Regions from separate parts of the Homo sapiens genome. Here region 1 is linked to region 2. Evidence: chromatin loops called from intact Hi-C (ENCODE). Cell type or tissue: CD14-positive monocyte. All regions are shown on one strand. Links, peaks and the distances in the headings refer to the core of each region. The heading gives the core; the rest is flanking DNA.

Evidence for each region. Peaks named below come from ENCODE experiments on the same cell type or tissue, not always from the same donor. Only the 100,000 strongest peaks of a DNase experiment are listed, where the experiment ranks them.
Region 1: it touches region 2 in a loop (2.0-fold over the local background); 1 of 110 quality-filtered maps calls a loop at or near these places.

What each region holds. Positions count from the first base shown.
Region 1 is chr13:50,328,634-50,340,182 of GRCh38, reverse strand. All of the region lies in intron 2 of DLEU1 (deleted in lymphocytic leukemia 1), which reads right to left. Among named protein-coding and RNA genes, the nearest start is that of DLEU1-AS1, 190 kb to the left of the region's middle. In CD14-positive monocyte, for the core only: no CTCF peak of the experiment used is centred there; a DNase peak (open chromatin) is centred at 5,882; H3K4me3 peaks cover 1,249 bases; H3K27ac peaks cover 2,227 bases.
Region 2 is chr13:50,283,224-50,294,772 of GRCh38, reverse strand. All of the region lies in intron 2 of DLEU1 (deleted in lymphocytic leukemia 1), which reads right to left. Among named protein-coding and RNA genes, the nearest start is that of DLEU2, 160 kb to the right of the region's middle. In CD14-positive monocyte, for the core only: no CTCF peak of the experiment used is centred there; DNase peaks (open chromatin) are centred at 4,362 and 4,862; H3K4me3 peaks cover 1,305 bases; H3K27ac peaks cover 2,183 bases.

The DNA.
Region 1 (11,549 bases), core at 4,498-6,997, 44 kb before region 2:
CACTCTCGATTCCAATACAACATTAAATAATCCCCCCGGATCTACGGCAGGCAGCCAGCCCCTATGCTTGTTCCGCTTTGGTGCCTCAGGCTCTGGAGTGTGTCTTTCCATCCTGCACTGCCCTAAGACTGTTCTGTTTCTGCAGGAAACTACAGGTATATTGACTTCCCTCTACCCATACATCTGTCTCTACCTGCTCCCAGCTGGTCCAGTTTGCTCGTGGTCCAGGAAACTGTTGTTTGTTGATCGAAGGCATAAGAGTAAGCCTTTTCTCCCAGGACCCTGTTTCTCCCAGGTATCTGGGCCGCAGGGGCTCAAGAGCAGCTTCCATGAAATGAGGTCCCACAGCTGCAGCCACTTCTTCCAGCACCACCCCCTCTTCCAGGTTGCCAACTCAGCACCCTCCATGCGTCCTTTTCAGTCCTTTTTTGAGCCCCAGACAGCACCCTTTGTACCTTACCAAAGTCAGACTGTGCCCCACTGAGCAATTCCTGTGTCTTATCTGTTCTTAAAAATTGGGACTTCACAGACCTCTCTTCACATGGATAAGTAAAGGAGAATAAACCTGGGCATGTGGAAACATTCCCAAGCACAGAGATGAGAAGAAAGGCCAGAGGACTCTGAGGGACTCATTGCCTTCTAAAGCACACACATTGCAAGCACAAAGAAGAAAACAATTGTAACACATTCTTCATGTTGCTAATAAAATACAAAAGCACATAATCTGTGAACAAAAGGAGAAGCCATGGTAAAAGCAGAACTATTCAAATGTCTATATATATTTGAGTAAGGATTTAACCAAAATAAGCATTTCTAAAAATAAACAATAAAACAGTACGAATAGATAAAATACTAGAAAAAACTATCCTGATTTTTTTTTTTTAATCCAAGTCTGGATGTAGAGAGTTCTCACAATGATCCAGGCAGCAGTTTTGAAGTTTATATCTAGTTTGTTTTAGTAAATTTTCTAAATTCCAAAAACAAAGAAAAAATTCTAGAAGTATTCAAGCAAAAACCACCTGTTTTTGTTACCTGTTGTTTTAGCCTGGGTTTCTGTAAAGACAAAGCCTGAGGCAAAGGTTTAGGTGCTATTGTTTTGGTGGGTGTAAAACAACCCCAGGGAAACAGAAGTTGGGAGAAAGGAAGAGAGCAAGGAAGAGCAAATATCCAAGGTATCCTTAGTATCAAGCATAACAGATTTCTCAAAATTTCACGGGGCCTTTTGAGCCATGGCAATTCTGTCCTGAGAAGGAAGGGAAAACATTTTACCCACTACCTCCCCACCTCGTGTTGGCCAAAAATGTGCCCCTGGTGATGTAAACTTCCATGCATTTCTGGGTGCACATACGTCATGGTGAGCAAGTCTCAAGATATCCAGTGCCTCTGTATCAACAGGGAAGCCCAGGTCCGAAGGTGAGGGATGTGGGACTGACAAGGCAAGGCATGGTCGGCTATGTCCATATGAAGTCCACTGGAGGCCACACAAAGCTGGTCGTCACAGCAGCACCTGGGGCAGGACAAATGCCAGGGGCCCCAGAGACTGGTTAGGCCTAGAGAATGGGAGGTGGCTGCTTTTCCTACAAAGGATCAAAAGTCAACTTTAGACTTATCCTCGGCAACTCTAATTTTAAATAAGCTTGGCAAAGCATGCCAACTTCATACAAGGCACTAGACACTAAAGCAATGGAGCAGCATTTCCGGAATTTAAGTGAAAAAAAGTATGACCCAAGAATTCATATAGAGTCATTGATCTTCTTGTAGAAAGACAGCAGAAAGGCATCCTCAGATGCAGAGGCTCAGAAAATCTCCTAATATCTTTCTGAATAAAGTTCCTGCAGTACACAGTCCCTAGTACACAGAAATGAAATGCAATTAAGAACCCAAGAAGAGGCCAAGTGCATTGGCTTATGACTGTAATCTCAGCACTTTGGGAGGCCGAGGCTGGTGGATCACTTGGGCCCAGAAGTTCGAGACCAGCCTGGGGAAAACGATGAAACCCAGTCTTTACAAAAAACATAAAAACTTGGCCAGGCATGGTTCCTGGGGAGGGTGAGGTGGGAGGATCACTTGAACCAAGGATGTCAAGGCTGCAGCAAGCTGTGATCACGCCACTGTGCTCCGGCCTGGATGACAGAGTGAGACCTTGTCCCAAAAAACAAGAACAAAATAAAACAAAAAAGAACTCAAGAAGAGAGAAGTTGTAACTAAAAAGGATTATCAGGAAGCATTAAAACCTGTTAAATTACAGATATATTAAGTTGGTGCAAAAGTAATCATGGTTTTTGCCATTAAAAGTAATAGCAAAAAAACGCAATTACTTTTGCACCAGCTTAATAGGTCTGAATAATCACTGCAAATCTTAACAGAAAAAAAGAAAAATATTTTATAAAGAGATACATATTGACCACTTTAAAAAATTAAATGTGGCATTTATAATCACACATTAAACTTTTAAAGTCCCACATAGCTCAGCGTTCAAAATTTGGAGTCATAAATGCTTATTTTTATTCTTGATTTTTATATTTCAAAAAAGATGAGCTTTATGAGTTAGGGTTTTCTTTATTTAAGGTATATATTTGTAGATTGAAAATCAGGATGTTTACAGAGAGGCAAATGCAAAGCAAGTAGTATATACAGCACAAATCAGAATAAAAGGGAAATATAGACACGAAAGTGTAAGTTAAGATGCCTGAAAGAAAAATTAATTTAAAGTGCTGGGAATAAATATAAATGAATCAAATGGCTGTACTAAAAAAGAAAAAGGCTTTCAGACTGAATAAAAAACAATGAGCTATCTATAAGAGATTTGACACATTGTTTTTTAAGTTTGGCAAAAATATATCAGACAAATGTAATATACAATTCAAAACAAATTACATTCAACTTTAAAAAGCCAATTTTTAAAAATTGATAATGGTACCAGTCATAATAAAAATTTTACAATTAACAACTTTTATACATCTAAGAATAAAGCACCAATAGAGAAACCTGACTCCAAGCTCAGAGACACCAGTACCAGCCAGACAGCACCTCACCATCACCCAGACACATTAATATCACTGATGGTCTTATTCTATAGGTAAGGAAACCAAGACTGAAGAAAGTTAAGTGATCTGCCCAGAGTCATCTAAATAATTACTGAAAAAGTTCAGAACCTCCTATCAGGTCCTCTGAGGGAAAATCCTATTCACTATACACCTAATTTTGTGTCATCCACCAACACCTTGTTTCCATCCCAATGGGTGTGGTGGTCATTAGGGCTTTTCACAAACATGGCATTTCTCTCCTTGCAGGCACACTGCCGCCTTGCACACCCATTCACTTGAGGTGTGTATGGTTGTGCATCCATATGGGCTTCCTCACCATCTCTTTTCACATGGCCTTGGCAGCCAACGATGTTCCAAATAATGACTGCAATAATAACCCAAAGCAAAGACCCCACCCATCCAGCCCCCATCATCTCAAGATGAACAAGTAGTGTGAGAGAAATCAATATTTATTGTTTTAAACCACTAAATTGGCAGTGGGGATGGGGTGGGGGGTCTTCAATACTACAACATTATCTACATCTATTCTGACTGATTCATCATTAATAATTTTTTTCTCTAAGACAAGGCCAAGGACAAATGCATGCCAGCATTTCACGGGAAATATTTCACAGGCCAAAAGCCATTATTCAGTCATTTGTGGCTTTAGCCATTTAACCAGTTACTAATCCCCCTAATTGTACTATTGATAGACCAAAAGCCTATCAAGAGAGACTCTATCAAAGACTTACTGAAATCCAAAGATATGTCTATTGCATTTATTTATCAGATGAGCCATAATGCCAAAGAAGAGATGAAGTTAGTGCAGAATGACTTCTTTATCAGCAATCCACACAAATTCCTGGTGACCACTGCTTGCTTTCCTAAATGTTCACAGATCCTTTTCTTTAGAAATCTACCCTAGGAGGTAAGGAAAGGTAATATTTGATCTGAATCTTAAGAGACAAATACAATTTTCACGGGCAGAAATTGAGGGGAAAGGATATTTCAGGTTGAATAACAGAATGAACAAAATTTAGGTGGAATAAAGTACATGGCTTTGAGTTAACCAACCCTTTGCATCCATTTTAGCCCATGATGCAAAGGTGGGCTAAATGGCGACAGTGACTTCATAATGTGTAAAGATTGTTAATGCACGCAAAGGGCTTTGGAAACAAAAAGTGAGCTGGACTGAGAAAATTGCATGTTTTAGCCTTTGGCATCTTGTAATAACTGATATATTACTTTATCTTTAAATGAACCTAGAAGAATTTTAAGTATATAATTACATATTAACCTAAGCACCCCCCACAAAATTGCTTCCTAAAGGAATAATAAATTTTCAGTGACAAAATTTAATTAAAAACTCACTCTTAAGATTATAGGCAGATAAATAAAAGACCTTTAAAAGTGTTACACTTGCTGGGCGCGGTGGCTCACACCTGTAATCCCAGCACTTTGGGAGGCCAAGGCAGGCGGATCACTTGAGGTCAGGAGTTTGAGACCAGCCTAGCCAACATGGTAAAACCCCATCTCTGCTAAAAATACCAAAAAATTAGCTGGGCGTGGTGGTGGGTGCCTGTAATCCCAGCTACTCCACAGGCTGAGGAAGGAGAATTGCTTGAACCTGGGAGGCAAGGATGCAGTGAGCAAAGGTCATTCCATTTGCACTCCAGCCCTCCAGCCTGGACAATAAGAGCGAAACTCCATCTCAAAAAAAAAAAGGTGTTACACTTGAGGAATGAATTCTTCTTGCTAAGCTTTTTTTCCTAAAGCGAATTTGTTTCCCATAGGCTCGGTGACTAAATTCAGAGACTTCATGACAAAAATAATAGAAAGTGTCTGCACAGTCATTATGGGCCCTCCCTGGCTAAGTAAGAGAAGGCATACCTCGCCTTTATGCTGTCATCCCAGAGGTCAAAGGTCTTCTGTCTAGTGCACAAAGCTGGAAATTTCCAAATAATCTAAGAAAACATTCAAACAGTTTCAGACAGTTTTTTCCATTATTTACAATGCCGCCCATGATAAGATGGAAATTTTCTGAGGGTGGCGTGATAAGCTTCATGTAAGCAAGACACAGCTAATGGCTTGAAGCGTGGAATTCCAGGGCTTCCTGAACAGGCTGTTTTAGTACAATCTTCCGTTGACAGGGTTAAGCTGCTTATAGATTCCTTAGATAACATTGCAAGGCAGACAGCAGAATAGAAACCCAACTCTAATGACTCAAGACAAAAATGACAGAAAATAGCAAACTAAATACCAAAGAGCAAGGAGCTTCTGAAAGGCGAGACATTTCTCTTTCTATATCCTTCCATTTTTCTGCCTCCACTAAAGATGAAAATGGCAACAAGCTATACTGTTTTTGGTAAATTACTGGCCACACAGTCGGGTGAGCATTGTTAGACTGAATGAGCCAAACCCTAGATTTTACCAAAATTGCCAATGGATTTGAACCACGGGTTTGAGCTTCCAACAGCTGTAGTTAGTTGGCTACATGGCCATCATATTCGAGCGTGTCTGCTCATGGTCACAAGACAGGAGGCCACAAGGATGGTGCCACTGAGCCACGCCTGGAAGGCGAGAGAGCTGTGTGCGAGCTCCATGCTTGCTGTCGGCTGCCCTTACTCAAACTGCCTCTCCTCTGGGCATCAGAAACCCCTCTACAAAGCTGGCCAAGAGGCAGGCAGGGGCTCATCCTGATATCTAGTCCTCACTAGCTCAAATTTTATAAAAACAGGAAACAAAAATCCTAGAAAAGTGCAAGTTCCTATTTTCACAAGATTTCTCAGGCTATTTTACAGTTTCGAAACACTAAGCTGGTGTCTAAAACTACAAGAACACAGAAGTGTTAAAACTGCCAGACACTTGAAAGATCATCTAGTTCAGAAAGTCCTTATACAAATAAGGAAGTAGAGGCCCTCAGAGGGGAGGTAACTAGTAAAGATCATGGTGCTGGTGGTGGAGCCAGGCTTCAGATTTCCAATCCAGATCTTTTTTTCTCTATGCTATGCTGTGTCCTTTGTTTTTTGTTTTGTTTTGTTTTGTTTTGTTTTGTTTTGTTTTGTTTTGTTTTGTTGAGACAGAGTCTTACTCTGTCGCCCAGGCTGGTGTGCAATGGCATGATTTTGGCTCATTGCAACCTCCACCTCCCGGGTTCAAGAGATTCTGCTGCCTCAGCCTCCTGAGTAGCTGGGATTACAGGTGCCCCCCACTACACCCAGCTAATTTTTGTATTTTTGGTAGAGATGGGGTTTCACCATGTTGGCTAGGCTGGTCTCAATCTCCTGACCTCAGGTGATCCACCCACCTCGGCCTCCCAAAGGGCTGGGATTACAGGCATGAGCCTGGCCCTCCTTTGAGGATCAAGGGGAAGTGGAAAAATTCTACCATCTAAATATCTCCTGAATGTATTCCTCTCTAGCTCAAATGATACTACCTTCCACATTTTTTTTTTTTTTTGAGACAGGGTCTCACTTTCTCACCCAGGCTGGAATAAAGTGGCATGACCATAGCTCACAGCAGTCTCGACCTCTTAGGTTCAAGTGATCCTCTTGCCTCAACCTACCAAGTAGCTGGAACTATAGGCACCCAACTAATTTTTTGTATTTTTTGTAGAGAAGGGGTCTCACTATGGTGCCCAGGCTGGTCTCAAACTCCTGGTGTCAAGCAATCTTCCTGCCTTGGCCTCCCAAAGTGCTGGGATTACAGATGTAAGCCATCATGCCCAGCCCACACTTGTTAAATGCTGCTAAGTGTAACTTGCTTTTTTCCCTAATGGATTGCCAGGACTCAAATCTCATCTACTCCAATTCTCTTCTCCACTATTTTTAGTAAACTGAAGTAATGTACCTAAATTTCCCAATGTCAATATGGCCCACATCACTTTCTTACTTAAACCCCTGTAATGATTTCTCATTTTTTATTATGTAAAATTAAGTTTCTCATCATGGCCTGAAAATTGCATGATCTGGCCATGCCTAACTAACACCTTCCCTACCATGTATGCTGAGCTCCTGCTGCAGGCATTCCTTGCACATCATGGTTTTGGTTTCTTCCCTCTGTACCCTTTCATGTCATGGGTCCCTTATCTGGAAGATTCTTCTCCCTTTTGTTTGACTGGGTAATATTTATTCCTCTTTCAAAACATGGTTTAATGAATATTCATCCCAGTGACCAATGACTATTGAGATCTAACTATTAGGCAAACTTCTAGTAACCACACATCATGTCCCCAAGTGCCGTATTTATTAGGCACTGCACCAGGTTGCTGAAGTATCTTATGGGCACCATATTAAAAATTCATCTAGCTTTCAAACACATAGACAAAATATCTGATTAATAGGATAGGGACTTTCTGAGCATATAAAAGCTAGAAATCAAAAAGAAAAGACAAGTAGATCTAATTACATACAAATTAGAAACTTCTGTTAAATAACTCGGAAAACTTTGCATATGACAAATTATTGGCATCCTTAATAAATAAAAAGTTTTTATGAAACAAGTACTAAAAACCATAATAAAGAAACGAGCAAAGAACATAAACTGAGATTCATTAAAAAAGTACTAATTACTAATAACTGTATAAAAAAGAATTTAATTAGCTACTCAGGAGGCTGAGGTAGGAGAATCGCTTGAATCTGGGCAGCGGAGGTTGCAGTAAGCCGAGATTGCGCCACTGCACTCCAGCCTGGTGACAGAGAGAGACTGTCTCAAAGAAAAAAAAAAAAGAATTTAATTCCACTAGTAGACCAGAATAGAAATAAAAAGAAGATAATATTTTTCAACCATCTAATTAACAATAATCATATTCAGCAATGACAGGGTAACCAATAAAATAATCACTCTCGTACTTTGCTAATGGGAGCTAGATTTATATTACCTATTTGGAAAGCAATTTTGCAATACATATCACAAGCCTTAAAATTTCACTCCCTTTGACCCTGTTATTTTTCTTCTCAAAATCTAGCCTAAGAAAATTGTCATAAACAATCGACAAATGGGATCTAATTAAACTAAAGAGCTTCTGCACAGCAAAAGAAACTACCATCAGAGTGAACAGGCAACCTACAAAATGGGAGAAAATTTTCACAACCTACTCATCTGACAAAGGGCTAATATCCAGAATCTACAATGAACTCAAACAAATTTACAAGAAAAAAACAAAAACCCCATCAAAAAGTGGGCAAAGGACGTGAACAGACACTTCTCAAAAGAAGACATTTATGCAGCCAAAAGACACATGAAAAAATGCTCACCATCACTGGCCATCAGAGAAATGCAAATCAAAACCACAGTGAGATACCATCTCACACCAGTTAGAATGGCAATCATTAAAAAGTCAGGAAACAACAGGTGCTGGAGAGGATGTGGAGAAATAGGAACACTTTTACACTGTTGGTGGGACTGTAAACTAGTTCAACCTTTGTGGAAGTCAGTGTGGCGATTCCTCAGGGATCTAGAACTAGAAATACCATTTGACCCAGCCATCCCATTACTGGGCATATACCCAAAGGACTATAAATCATGCTGCTATAAAGACACATGCACACGTATGTTTATTGCGGCACTATTCACAATAGCAAAGACTTGGAACCAACCCAAATGTCCAACAATGATAGACTGGATTAAGAAAATGTGGCACATATACACCATGGAATACTATGCAGCCATAAAAAATGATGAGTTCATGTCCTTTGTAGGGACATGAATGAAATTGGAAATCATCATTCTCAGTAAACTATCACAAGAACAAAAAACCAAACACCGCATATTCTCACTCATAGGTGGGAATTGAACAATGAGAACACATGGACACAGGAAGGGGAATATCACACTCTGGGGACTGTTGTGGGGTCGGGGGAGCGGGGAGGGATAGCTTTAGGAGATATACCTAATGCTAAATGACGAGTTAATGGGTGCAGCACACCAGCATGGCACATGTATACATATGTAACTAACCTGCACATTGTGCACGTGTACCCTAAAACTTAAAGTATAATAATAATAAAATAAAATAAAAAAAGAGTCGAAAAAAATAAAATGTTTCAAAAGAAAAAAAAGAAGAAAAAAGAAAATTGTCATAAACTATAGAAACTTGCACTTCACAGCATTATTTATAGTAGCAAATGGGACACATTACTAGTGTTCAATAAAGGAATAATTACATAAATTCTGATAGAAATATAGAGTATAATGAAGTAAAAAAATTTCCTTTAAAGATTATTTTATGACAAGAGAAATGGTCGTGATTCAATGAAAATGCAAACTCATCTTTGCAATATGATCCAAATTATATTTTTAAATCTATGTATGTCTAGAAAAAAAGACTAGAGATAGGTATGTAGATAGACATTAATTATTTCCGGGTAAGTTTAATTTTTTTGTAGTTTTATGATATTCCAAATTCTCTACAATCACTTTACATTGCTTATGTAATCACACACCCATATATATGTATATACATATATATATACACATGTAACATATACACAGATATATATACTTATATGTATGTGTGCTTCCATGTATGTGTGTGTGTATATATATCTGTTTAAAAATCAATGCAATCCAGCAACCCATCTACAATCTATATGATTAATTACTAGAATATTCTTTTTAAGACCTAATAAAAGTACCTAAAGCTGATAGCCACAAAAAAATGGGCTATAGCAACCCCAACACTGATGAATGCATCACACAAAAACAGTCTTCCCTAACAACCTCAACGCTCATAACACCATAAACCATAAACATTGGTTACAACTTTGCAGTGTTTTTGTGTAGTTCCCCACTAGACTGTGAGTTCCATAAGAGCAAGGATTATGGACGTGCTGATCACTAGAGTTTGCTCCAGGGCAATAGAATGCGTGGACACATATAAAGTGCTCAATATTTTTTTAAATTAACTATAAAGGGAGAAAGATATTAAGGAAATCTAAAGTCGTGGGGGCCTCTAAAAGAATGCAAAAATTGACAATAAAGCTCTTATTATCTCATAACCTACTTCCCCACTCACCATAGTCAGCACCCAGAAGGAAAGCTGGAATCTAACTTTTCTCTTTTCCTCAAAGCCATTCTTACTTAAAGTTCTTTTCACTGAGACTAAATCCTTTAAATATTTTATCTAACTAAAGCCTCCAACACTCAGACATAAATTAACAATCGGCTAATTGCAGCCAGAAGTGTCTGAACCCATAAAGAAGCTCTTATTCTCTGGAATGAAGCCCCAGTTAACAAAAGGAGAGGTCAGGGAACGTCTTCATAAGCTCCGGACTTTCTAACACCCCTTCAGCTGTGTTTCTGTCATACAGTAAGTCCTGTTCTGATCTTAAATAACAGAGAGAGAGACAGACAGATAGACAGTGTATTCATTTATTTTCACACTGCTATAAAGACATACCCAAGACTGGGTAATTCATAAGGAAAAGAGATTTAATTGACTCACAGTTCCACATGGCTGAGGAGGCCTCGGGAAACTTACAATCATGGCGGAAGGGGGAGCAGGCACATCTTACATGATGCTGCTGAGAGAGAGTAAACAAGAGCAGGGAAAACTGCCTTACAAAACCATCAGATCTCGTGAGAACTCACTCACTATCACGAGAACACCATGGGGTTAACTGTCCCCATGACCCAATCACCTCCCTCCCTTGACACGTGGGGATTACAGGTCCCTCCCTTGACACACGGGTATTAAAATTTGAGATGAGATTTGGATGGGGATACAGAGCCAGACCATATCGGACAGATACTGCCAGGGACTCAAATAGACTCCACAGTGCTTAGTAGTGAGTCTCCCATCCCCAACCTACCCCTACCTCAACTCTGGGCGAGGACAGCCACAGTCTCAGTAAGAGCAGTCACCGATGGCTAAAAGAGTATCGCGGACTGAACCAAATACTAGAAATAAGAAAGGAGAATGCTATGGGAAGCTTACCTGGGTTTCTCAGTTCAGTAACTGATTCAGGACAAGCGAACAATTAGGCCAAGAGGATAGTAAAGAAAAATGCCGTTGTTCTACTGTCTCCATGCCTTGTGAAGAAAGAATGGATTGGTAATTTTTTTAGCTAGTAAAACATTTTGTTTATTTATAAGGATGTTGAGAATAAATTCTACCACAAAGGGGGATAAATAATGATTTTCCAAAGCATTAAATTATAACTAATTTCCCCTGAGCATCCAAAGTGTGTGATTTATTGCTACTGTCTGGAATTTACATATAAGAAAAGTGAACTATCTAATTTGTTATGAATCCCATCTTGTTCTCAATTTTCAAAACACACAAAAAAACACCACAAAACATTCACCATTGCACAATAGTCTTTGCAATTAAAATGGAGTGCTGACTTTACCATCAAACAAATCTGGTTTTCAATCTGGCTCAGGCGCTAAGTGGTGATGTGACCTTGGTCAGGTCTCTATCCTCTCTCAAATAGAGAATGATGGCAGCCACCTCAAAGGGGTTTTACTGGGATTAATCGAGGTTGCCTCCTGTGGTTCCTGATACAGCAGCCACTCAATAAA
Region 2 (11,549 bases), core at 2,968-5,467:
ACATGCACACGTATGTTTATTGCAGCACTGTTCACAATAGTAAAGACTTGGAACCAACCCAAATGCCCATCAACGACAGACTGGATAAAGAAAATGTGGCACATATATACTGTGGAATACTATGCAGCCATAAAAAGGATGAGTTCATGTCCTTTGCAGGGACATGGATGAAGCTGGAAACCATCATTCTCAGCAAACTAACACAGGAACAGAAAACCCAACAGCACATGTTCTCACTCATAAGTGGAAGTGGAACAGTGAGAACACATGGACACAGGGAGGGGGAACATCACACACCGAGGCCTGTCGGGGGATGGGAAGCTAGGGAAGGGATAGCATTAGGAAAAACACCTAATGTAGATGACAGGTTGATGGGTGCAGCAAACCACCATGGCACGTGTATACCTATGTAACAAACCTTCACATTCTGCACATGTATCCCAGAACTTAAAGTATAATTAAAAGAAAAAAAAGATTAGTACAACACAGTCTCCAAAAAGGGGATGTGGGAAAGTAGAAGAGAAATAGAATGAGAGAAAGTAAAGAGAGAGATTGAGAGAGAAAAAGAGACTGAAGTTTCCATGTTCCTTAAAAGTGTAGGAAGAATTCTAATCAAAATATAATCATTCAAATGCTTTTTAGTCTTGCAGCTGTAACAATATGACCCAGTCCCACAGAAGTCAAAGCCATTTGCCATAAATAGAGGCGCCCCATCACCCCAGGTCATGCTTAGAACTGCATTTCTGAAACCCCATTTCTGGTAATCTGCTAGGGAAGAAAAAAAAAAAACATGTTAAAATGGAGAGTTAAAGCAATCTGCACAGAATTTAAACCCTTCTGATTACTACTCTAATTATAACTATATCTACCACCTTTTCTGGTGGATCTGGCAAGAACCTACACTCCTCAACCTAATTCCACCCATTTATTCAACAAAATTAAACTGATAGCATTAATCAGGGAAAAATCTCTTTGCTTACCTCTGCCCCACTTGAAAGCCCTAGGTCAGCTCTCCGCCTGCTTTGCATCATTGTTACACAGAGTGGAACTACTTGAAAGGAAATCACAACACAAACAATAAACTTTTAAGTCCACCTTCCTTAAAAGTGAAGCAACTCTTTATATACAGCCAAGAATATCAAGGTGCAATATAGGAGGATGCCCAATATTCAAGCACAGTTAATAAAACACTAATACAACATAGTTTTCAAAGCATGGGATATGGGGGGAGGTGGATACCTGTGCTCCAGGTATCACTCTTTTGAAAGCAAAAGCAATCCTGCTCATTTGGGTGTTCTCCAATCCAAGGTGGTCTCGAGAGAGAAGAACTGCATTTAGGAGTCTAAGCGACTGCTTCTTTACACTCCTACAACAGCATTGTAGGGGGTAACAATGCTGGGGCTGGAACACGGGCCATTATGAGGCTGTCACCTTCTCATGTAACTCAGCTTTTCAACTGGGCCAAAAGGCTTAGGGCTCCTGGGGCATGGGCCCATAGGAGCAGGCCCTTGAACGGTAACAAGACCTATGTTCAACCTGGAACCAATAAGGAAAATGAAGGAAAGCAGGTCTGAACGATTGCTGATTGCCAAGTGTCCTAGAGCAGGCCTGTGGCATGTATAACTCCATACAAATGTACTTCTTACTGTAATGTAAGGGGCAAAATGGCAACTAAAGATAGTGTAGAGAAGGATGTCCAAGCACTTCAAAGGAGGCTTGTTTTAACTCACAAATGGCTTATGAGTCTGGAAGACTTGGACTCCTTGAATCAGTGTTTACCAGGCTCCCAGAATGTGCCAAACATTGAACAGCAAATTCTAGCCCTCCCTTCAAACAGTCCACTTGCTCTCAAATGGCAATGAATTCTATTCTTTTTTAAGGAATTGCAAGATTTTTTTTAAAGCATTGAGGGTTTTGTTTGTTTGTGTTTTTTGTTTTTTTGAGATGGAGTCACTCTGTCGCCCAGGCTGAAGTGCAATGGCTCGATCTTGGCTCACAGCAACCTCCATCTCCTGGGTTCAAGCAATTCTCCTGCCTCAGCCTCCCAAGTAGCTGGGATTACAGGCACCTGCCACCACACCTGGCTAATTTTTGTATTTTTAGTAGAGACGGGGTTTCACCATGTTGGTCAGGCTGGTCTCGAACACCTGACCTCAGTGATCCACCTGCCTCAGCCTCCCAAAGTGCTGGAATTACAGGCGTGAGCCACCGTGCCCAGCCAAGTTACATTATTAAAGCATTTGGTCAGCTCCTTTATTTTGCTTTGTTGAAAGTCAGCAAAAGGGGAAGGCAGAGATTTTAAGAAAGTTTAAAAAAGAAAGAAACTACCTTCTTGGAAATTTTAATTGTTCCTGGATAGTGTTATAGAAAAGTCCTGAATGGGAGGAAGGAAATGTAACATATTTAGTGGCTACTCTGGCCAAACACTCCACCAAGTACACTTACAAGTGACTCCTTACAGTTTCATGAACACTGGGAAGTTTAGTTTCAATTTCAAGATGAGAACACTGACATTCAGAGACAGTAAGAGGCTTGCCTGAAGTCACAGAGGAAACGCACAGTGGAGCTGGGATTTTTAACTTGGTTCTCTCTGATTCCAAATGCTTCCAACTGTGCTATGTAATATGTGGCTGGAGGCAAAAACAACTGCATTCTGGTCCTGGTTGTTCATTTATGAACTGCTAAGTGACCCAGGACAAGTACCCCTATTTCTCTGGTGGCTGCTAAGGCTCCCTTCAGCACTACCATATGTGCCTCTACAGCCCTTTCACTGCCAAGGTCCCTTTTCTTCTTTTTCATATTTTTCCTCTTGGAAGCTGATATGGTTTGGATGTTTGTCCCCCCCAAATCTCATGTTAAAATGTAATCCCCAGTGTTGGAGATGGGGCCTGTTGTGAGGTGACTGGATCATGGGGGCAGATCCCTCAGGAATGGTTTAGCTCCATTTCCTTGGTGATAACATGACTCACGAATGGCTTATGAGTCTGGAAGACTTGGATTCCTCGAATCAGTGCTTACTAGGCTCCCAGAATGTGCTAAACATTGAACAGCAAATTCTAGCCCTCCCTTCAAACAGTCCACATGCTCTCAAATGGCAATCAATTCTATTCTTTTTTAAGGAATTGCAAGGAAGCCTTCAGTTAGTACACATGAGATCTGGTTGTTTAAAAGTCTGGGACCTTCCCCCTACCTCTTGCTCTCGCTCTCCCCATGTGACACACTGGCTTCCCATCACCTTATACCATGATTGCAAGCTTCCTGAGACCTCACCAGAAGTAGATGCTGGAGACATGCTTCCTGTAAAGCCTGCAGAACCATGAGCCAATTAAACCTCTTTTCTTTATAAATTACCCAGATGGATATTTCTTTATAGCAACACAAAAACAGCCTAACACAGAAGCCATGTTTTGAATGATGGTATCTACCCAAATGTGTATCTCTCAAGTAATAACTGATTTACTTTTCCCAGAATAATTAATTTTTTAATCCTACATATCAGGAACATGGGACCACTATAGCTATTCCAAATACAGGAAATTTGCTATGAGGAATTCATTATGCAAGTGATGGGAGACCTGAAAGAGTCCCTAAGGAGTGGCGAGACAAGAGCAGAAAGCCATTGCCATTCCTAGAGCCGAAGGAACAATGAGAGGAGACGTTGCTATTGCCTTCCAAAAGCCACGACCATCAGTGGGAGCCAGAACTATGGTGGAGGCTGCCTGGTGGGATGGGACTGTGGAGGCAGTGACTATCCAAGCAAAGTTAGAGCCACTGCAGAAACACAGCCACTGAGGGAGACCCAGCCCAGGGCAGAGCAAGAAGGGAGCCACTCACTCCCTGGCTTCTCCCTTCTCCCACCCTCTAGGCTTCCTCTGGTGCCTCCCATTCGCTGAAGCTACTCAGAAGTCATTGGCAAGTAACCCTAGGAAAGTTAATTCCCTTTGATGCAAAATGAGGGAAGGTAGAGAATGAACTTGAGAGGAAGCAGGAGAATGACCCACACAACTTAAATAACTGGTCATCACAGCTTCTGATGAGCATATGACAGAAAAGTGACCAAAGGGACTACATAAAACTCTGGCCAAAAGCAAAGCAACTTAACATCTTATTTAGCCCATGAAACTTTGCCTCAGATGAAATGCAGACTTTCCATCAGGCTCCACGAAATCATTTTACACACTTTGGAACTCTCAGGTGATCAGGGACACCAGCCAGGGAAACACAATTCACATTCCACCAATCTTCTTTGCCTGTGATTCTAATAAAATACAGGGATCTGGACTGAAAGAACATGGGGGTGGAAAACAGGATCCTAATTCTAGCCCTGCCTGATGTAATCCTCAGGAAGTGACTTCCCTTTCTTGGTACTCAGGCTTTCTCTCTGCAAAGGGGTAGTTGTAATTACTACCAATCTCTAGAATTACAAGTCATTACAAGATTACAAAATCACTACTAATCCCCAGAATTACTAAATAAAGTTAGGTAATACAGTTCTCAATTACTTGCGCTATACCCAGAAAATGTACCACATGTCATAAACTCTAAATTTTTTTTACATTTTAACACCTCTAAAATTGAAATATGTCTCACCAGAACTTGCCATAGTTTAATTGGTAGCTGTGATGGTCAGTTTTTGTGTCAAATTGACTAGGCTACAGTCTCCAGCTATTCAATCAAATACTAATCTAAGTGTTGCATTGAAGGTATTTGTAGATGTGATTAAAGTCCATAATCAGTTGCCTATAAGTAAGGAAGATTATCCTAGACAGTTTTGGTGGGCCTGATTCGATCTGTTGCAAAGCCTTAAGTGCAGAGTTGAGACTTCCCTGGTGAAAGAGGAATTTTGCCTATGGACTCATGCCTGGGAGTCTCAGCCTGCCCTTCCTAGTGACCTACCCTTTGGATTTCAGACTTGCCTAACCACCCCCCACAATCATATAAGCCAACTCCTTGCAATATATCTCTTAATACATAGCTCCTACTAGTTCTATGTCTTTGCTTGAACCCTGACTAATATGGTAACTTTTTTCTTTCTCAGTAATTGATAAAACAAAGGTTCTTCTAATAATCAATTGTATCTTAAATTTGATCAAATATGGAAATTTCTACTTTCTCTACGTAACTCATCTGATCATCCTCACAAAGCCTAAACCCCCAGAGCAAACCTGGAAAAAATAATATAAAATGCTTTTTCAATCCATCAACCTTGATCTGATGCAATAATTATGGCAGTCTCTTTAATTAATTGCTTGATCTATTTGTGTAAAATCTTTCCCTCCCCATCCTCCAATTCAAGAAGGTGACTGGTTGGAGGGGCCAGGTACGCTCATTAATGATGGCGTGATAGAGGAAGAAAGGGGGTCCTCAGAGCTTCACCTGGTCATCTGAATTCTCACTGGGCCTCTGCTGCAGAGGAGCCAGACTGAGTTTCTCCCTGAACTGCTGACCACAGAGGAACAAATGGACCTGTCTGGCCATTTGAGATCATGTGCTGGCACCGACTGCTGGAACCCAAGATCCGAGCTATTTATTCTCATCTTTAAGTCCTCACCCAAAATGAACTCTCTCCTGCATGAGGGCCTCTGCTGGTTCACCAGGGCCCTCAGCATCTCCACCTCTCCTCCTTGGGACTTGGAGTTACATAAGTCCCTGGGGTCCAGAATGGCAGACCTGGGCTCCTGGTACCACCTACACTCACTCAGGCACCATGATGGCCACGGTGCCAAGCCTACACCTATGATTTCCCTAAGGGCTTGAGTCTTCACTACAGTAGCTCAAAGGAGCAAAGGTTTCTGCAGACCATCCATACCAATACAGATACTGCTTTCTAAACCCACAGTCCCTTCCCTATCCCAAGTTGGACCCTAAGAAAAGAAAAACAAGGGCTCCGACACCTGACCATCTTATTTCCATAATCTTCTCAGAATAGAAGGGAAAACTGTTCATTTTCCTCAACATCATGTCTTTCTTCTATCCAGGAGGACCTTTGGTTCAGCCTACAGAGGCAGAGCAGGAATCTTCTGAACATTTCTAGAAAAAACTAAATAATCTGAGTCCTCCAGACCATATCACTGAGAGGCTACAGAGATTTAGAAAAGCTTTTTACATTGGTCTTTTGAGCTCATTGTTTCAATAATTGAGAAGCCCCCAAGATACCAAAATTTATAATAGAAATATATCTGAAAAATATTAATATATCATCTCCATTACAGATATTTTTGTCACCATTAGGATCAAGAGCCTACATGTCACATGAATAGATAATTCTCAAAAGAAGATATACAAATTGTCAACAAACATATGGAAAAATGCTCAACATCACTAATTATCAGAGAAATGAAAATCAAAACCACAACGCAATACCACCTCACTTCTGCAAGAATGGCCATAATCAAAACATTTAAAAAAAAAAAAATAGATGTTGGTGTGGATGTGATGAAAAGGGAACACTTTCACACTGTTGGTGGGAATGTAAACTAGTACAACCACTATGGAAAACAGTGTGGAGATTCCTTAAAGAACTAAAAGTGGATCTGCCATTTGATCCGGCAATTCCACTACTAGGCATCTACCCAGAGGAAAAGAAGTCATTATACGAAAAAGATACTTGCACATGCCTGTTTATAGCAACACAATTTGCAATTGCAAAAATATGGAACCAGCCCAAATGTCCATCCATCAATGAGTGGATAAAGAAAATGTTATATATCTATATAGATATATAGATATAATGGAGTATTACTCAGCCATATAAAGGAATGAAATAATGGTATTCACAGCAACCTGGATGGAATTGGAGATCATTATTCTAAGTGAATTAACTCAGGAATGGAAAACCAAGAATGTTACAATAAACTTTGGGAACTCGGAGGAAAGGGTGGGAGGAGAGTGAGGGATAAAAGACTACACATTGGGTACAATGTACACTGCTTGGGTGATGGGTGCACCAAAATCTCAGAAATCATCACTAAAGAACTTATTCATGTATTCAAACACCACCTGTTCCCCAAAAACCATTAAAATAAAAAATAATTTTTTTAAGAAACAGTCTGCATGTCACAGATGAGCTCAATATATAGGCTTTTATAAATCTACCAAATCAGGAAAACTTGGATTGACTGAGTCAGTTTTACTGAATTGAGAATTGGTGGCACACAGAACAGCAAATCCAGGTCTTGCCACTTAATCCATCTGAACACTGCTTCCTCCTTTTCCAAAATCCCTTAATGAAAAATCCCTTTTCAGTAAGGGATTTTTCACATTTCAATATCCCTTATGGAATATCGATTCAATATCCCTTGTTGAAATGTGAAAATGCTTTATACATTTCACAGTGCTTTGTACATACACAGTATTAGTACTACCCTTTTTAAAATCATTAAAATTCTTGCTTCACTAATTTTAAAACTTACATTACTCAGACTAACTTCTTGCATACCTCTAGTCTATGCAACTGTGTCAATTTTCCCAGCTAAAGAGACCCATGGCATCATTACTGTCATCAGCCCCACAATCATCATTATTATTACTATTATTGACAAAATGCGATATATTCCTTGTTGCAGCTAGACAGCTTGACATTTCTTCTTCCTTTTCATTTGCTAATAATATGAGAAAGATTAAGTAGATTTTTAACCAAATTTTATGCGATGACATAGGAAAATGAGTTATACTACTTCGTTCAGTCTACCATTTGAAACGAAATATGTGTTGCTTGATTTTTCAAACAAAAAAAAAGTATTCCATAGTTTTCCAGAATTTCAGCAAAATCTGGTTAGTAGAAAGAAATTACAGTGATTTGAATTGCCCTGAATAAGAACTGCAGATTACAGAATGTGTAGTGATTTCTATTAGGAGACGTCATATGCTACCTAAACTTCATGGTACCAACAAGGGTGGGAAAGAGTGGCTGATAAGAGCAAAGGCTACATCTGGCCAAACAAAAGTTCTTCTCCTGTCACTGCAACTTCTGAGAGCAAGCAAATGCTAGATCCAGCTAGGTAGGCCCTTATTCTTATTTATCTAAGCTCTGCAAACAGCCAGACTGAGAAGCACACTTAATGCATGCTTTTAAATTTTTTATTTTTTTATTTTACCTCAAACCATACCCCTAAGGGCTGTGAGCTGCCTTTCTGAGTCTAAGACGGGGCCCTTTGTGAACGTTGCTAAGGACAGTGGTTAGAAATGCCCAGATCGGTCTGACAGGAGCCTGCAGCTGAGTTCCTATCTATGGCTGTTGCTATAACTAAGTGTTACATTGCTGCAGGCCTGCTCAGCACAGCAGGTTGGTTTAATTACTTTTCTTACCAACTGGGTGGAGAAATATTTCATCTGGATTCTCTGTGGAGTGCTTTATTTGGTAATTGGTCTAAGAACAGAGGAGGAAACAAATCTCTTTTTGGCAGGATCTGGGGCCTCAAGGTAGAATCTCTGGGAGTCCTATTTTTAAACAGAGAGGATGCAGGCAAGACATTGGTGAGGCTGTTGGGCCATCTGAGTGGTACGACTGCTCCAGGGGCCTGCATGGGGACATGTAGTAATATATTCAAGGGGGAACGGAGTAATAGCCATCATTGAGGATATAATTGATTTCAGGAGGTGACTAAAGGTCATAGGAGACAAGACCACTAAACTAGAACCTTGGACTCGAAAAGAAGAAATGTGACTGAAAATAGTGAGAATAATGTTTCTGTGTGGTTCATGCACTGGGTTTAAATGTAATTCGAAAGTTGAAGTTTGAAAAATGGTTTGAATACTAAGCACTAAGTAGGCACCCCTCAAAAATGTTATTGTCCTAATCACCCAACAAAGAAAGCATTGTTGGACTAGGTATATAACTTTGCAGGGTCAGTGTTCTAAATAGCAATACTGATATAAATAGATAAATTATGAAAATTTTAGTCTTTAAATTGTTTGCTGACTATAATCTGATTGTCTTCATGCCCAGAGAAAAATAAATAAATATAATAAGAACTATCGGAAAGTACTTTTTAGACCTTCAGGTATGGGCACTATTACATTCTAGTTTTGATCTACAAGTATGAATATTATCAAATAGTTGGTCAATGGTTGTTGATTTGAAATTTTTCATGTAGCATCATTCAGAGGGTATAAGCAGTATAACCAGATCCCAGAAAGGCTTAGTAACAGTACAAGGGAAACAATCCTAGAGGTTTTTATTAATTGAAAGTTCCATATGTGTCAGCAGAGTTTCATGGTTGCCAAAAAAAAGGTAATGAAATCTCAGGCTTCAGAAACTAAAGTAGAGTGTTCATTGTAATGTGGGCCCAGTCATGCTCAAATGCGCACTGATAAGGAAACCTGGACTCTCGTGTTCACTTCTGGACAAACTAAAGCACAGTAGAGTGACTAGGATAGTAAGGGGAACAGAATGCACAGAATATGAAGAACAATTACAGAACTTAAGAAAACTTCACTTGGAGAAGAGAAGTCTTACGGGACATTTGATGATGCACCAATATCTGCAAGGTTAAAGGAAGAAGAGAAATTAGATTTATTGTCTTCCTCCTCTTCAAGAGGAAGAATCAGGACCAATGGATAAATGTTATAAGAAGTAGATTTGAGCCAATATAGAAAGTATTCTGAAAATTAAAGTGGTCCAAAAATGGATTGAGCTTCCTGGTGAGATAAAGAGGGGCCATTACAGGAGGTGTTTAGGTAGAAAATGCATGACTATTTATCAGAACTATTGTGGGAAGGACTCTTGCATCACAAAGAGGATTGGCCTGGAAGATATCTAAGGACATTTTGCAATTCTTATAGTCCTTGATTCTAAGTATTATCTGTGATTCCTAATGCACTTGCTGTATGGACACATATGCTTTGCACAGGTAGATTTATCCAAATTCATTAAAAATAGTGTGACCCTGCCACTGGGAGAAAAATAATAATCTGTTACTTACTTCCTGAACTAACTGCTATTTACCACCTATCATTATGAAACTTTCTTGTGGGTTTTCAGTTCAGTCTTAGTACTAAATAGGAAGTAACTGAAATATTAGTTGAGTTGGATATTTAGAGGTTATTGGCAAACACTTACTGTGCACATATTACATGTTCAGCACTGCATCCACCCGACACATGCAAAAATGAATAAGGCATAGTCTCCACTCACAAGACGCTCATAGTCTAAAAGGTCAACTCACACCTAAAGAGAAATATAAGATACTCAGTAGCAAGCCAGAAGCCACAGAGTCTAGAAAAGTGGGTCTTAGTCCCACCTAGTTTAAGGGAAGACTTTCAGGACAGAATGATAGTTTATCCAGTAAGAGTTGGCCAAATAAAAATAGGAAGGGTATTCCAGAGAGAAGGATCTTTGTGAAGTGCAGAGCAGCAGAGTATGAAGGAACCACTAGAGTATAATGCATCAGGTGTCAAGCAGGGAGGGTGGAAAATAAGACTTCGGACAGAGAGAGAAGGCAATGTACAAAGGGCTCATACACTATTGCTTAGGAGTTTGTGGAGCAGCACAAGACTGCAGTCAGAAAAATAACAAAGTTAGATCTGCATTTTAGGTGGAATAATCCAGCTAGAATGCCAAAGACGGTAACTGAAAATTTGTAAATAATTTGGTGCAGTTTGAAGTTTTGTTCACATGTATTGTCAAAAGTTTGGTTTTTTTTAATTCCACACAAATTAAATCCTTTGTTAAGCACACATGCCTTCTAAATGAAACACATTTACAAGAAAAGCAACTCCTCATGTTGGCCTTTCTGTAATCTACAGCTCTCTCTACTTCCTACTTCATCCATTTCTCCCAGGAATTGGAAGGTTGAATCAGAAACAGCTCTTTCTTATTCATCTTTTTCAGAAATACATTTGGAAACTGCCATTCATCATCCTCAACCTAGAAAACAAAAAGATAGAAGCAGAAACCTGTCCTTCAAGAAACAAATGTGCAGGAGGGAATTTTTTTTTTTTTTTTTTTTTACTGATAAAAAGCTACCTCTAGTTTTTTCAAAATGTTCATATCACCCTGGGCTGGCAGGGAAGGAGAAACCTAAAATCTGAGTTACTGTTAAGAGACAATTGTTCCCAAAGCTGATAATTTTTTTTTAAGCCAGAGCAAGATAATGATGTTGTCATGCAACTTAAAGATCAACTCTGTACATCACTGAGACAAAACTTGCTCTTCCTGTCAAGGTCCTCCATGGAAAACAACAGAAGTAAGACTCGTGCTGTCTCTATCTCATTTCCTTGGAATGAAAGTCGTCTTTTGTTTAGCATACGCACTGCAACTCTATTATCCTCCTGCTTCCATCCTTGACTATACAATATTGGTGACAGTCCATTTTCCGGCACCTGTTATAAAACAGATGCATTCCCCCCACCATTTAATTCAGTTAATGTTCCTAACAGTTTTGTGCAAAGTATCTCAGTCAGGTTCTCCACACGAAGTTTCTCAAAAGTGTACACATGTGAATAACACTAAACTAACTTCTACTTCCATATAATTCTGTCACAAGGTCACACAAAAAAACTAAACAGAAAAAAAAAATCCAGCTTCTGGGAGGGCTGCAGTTTTGCAA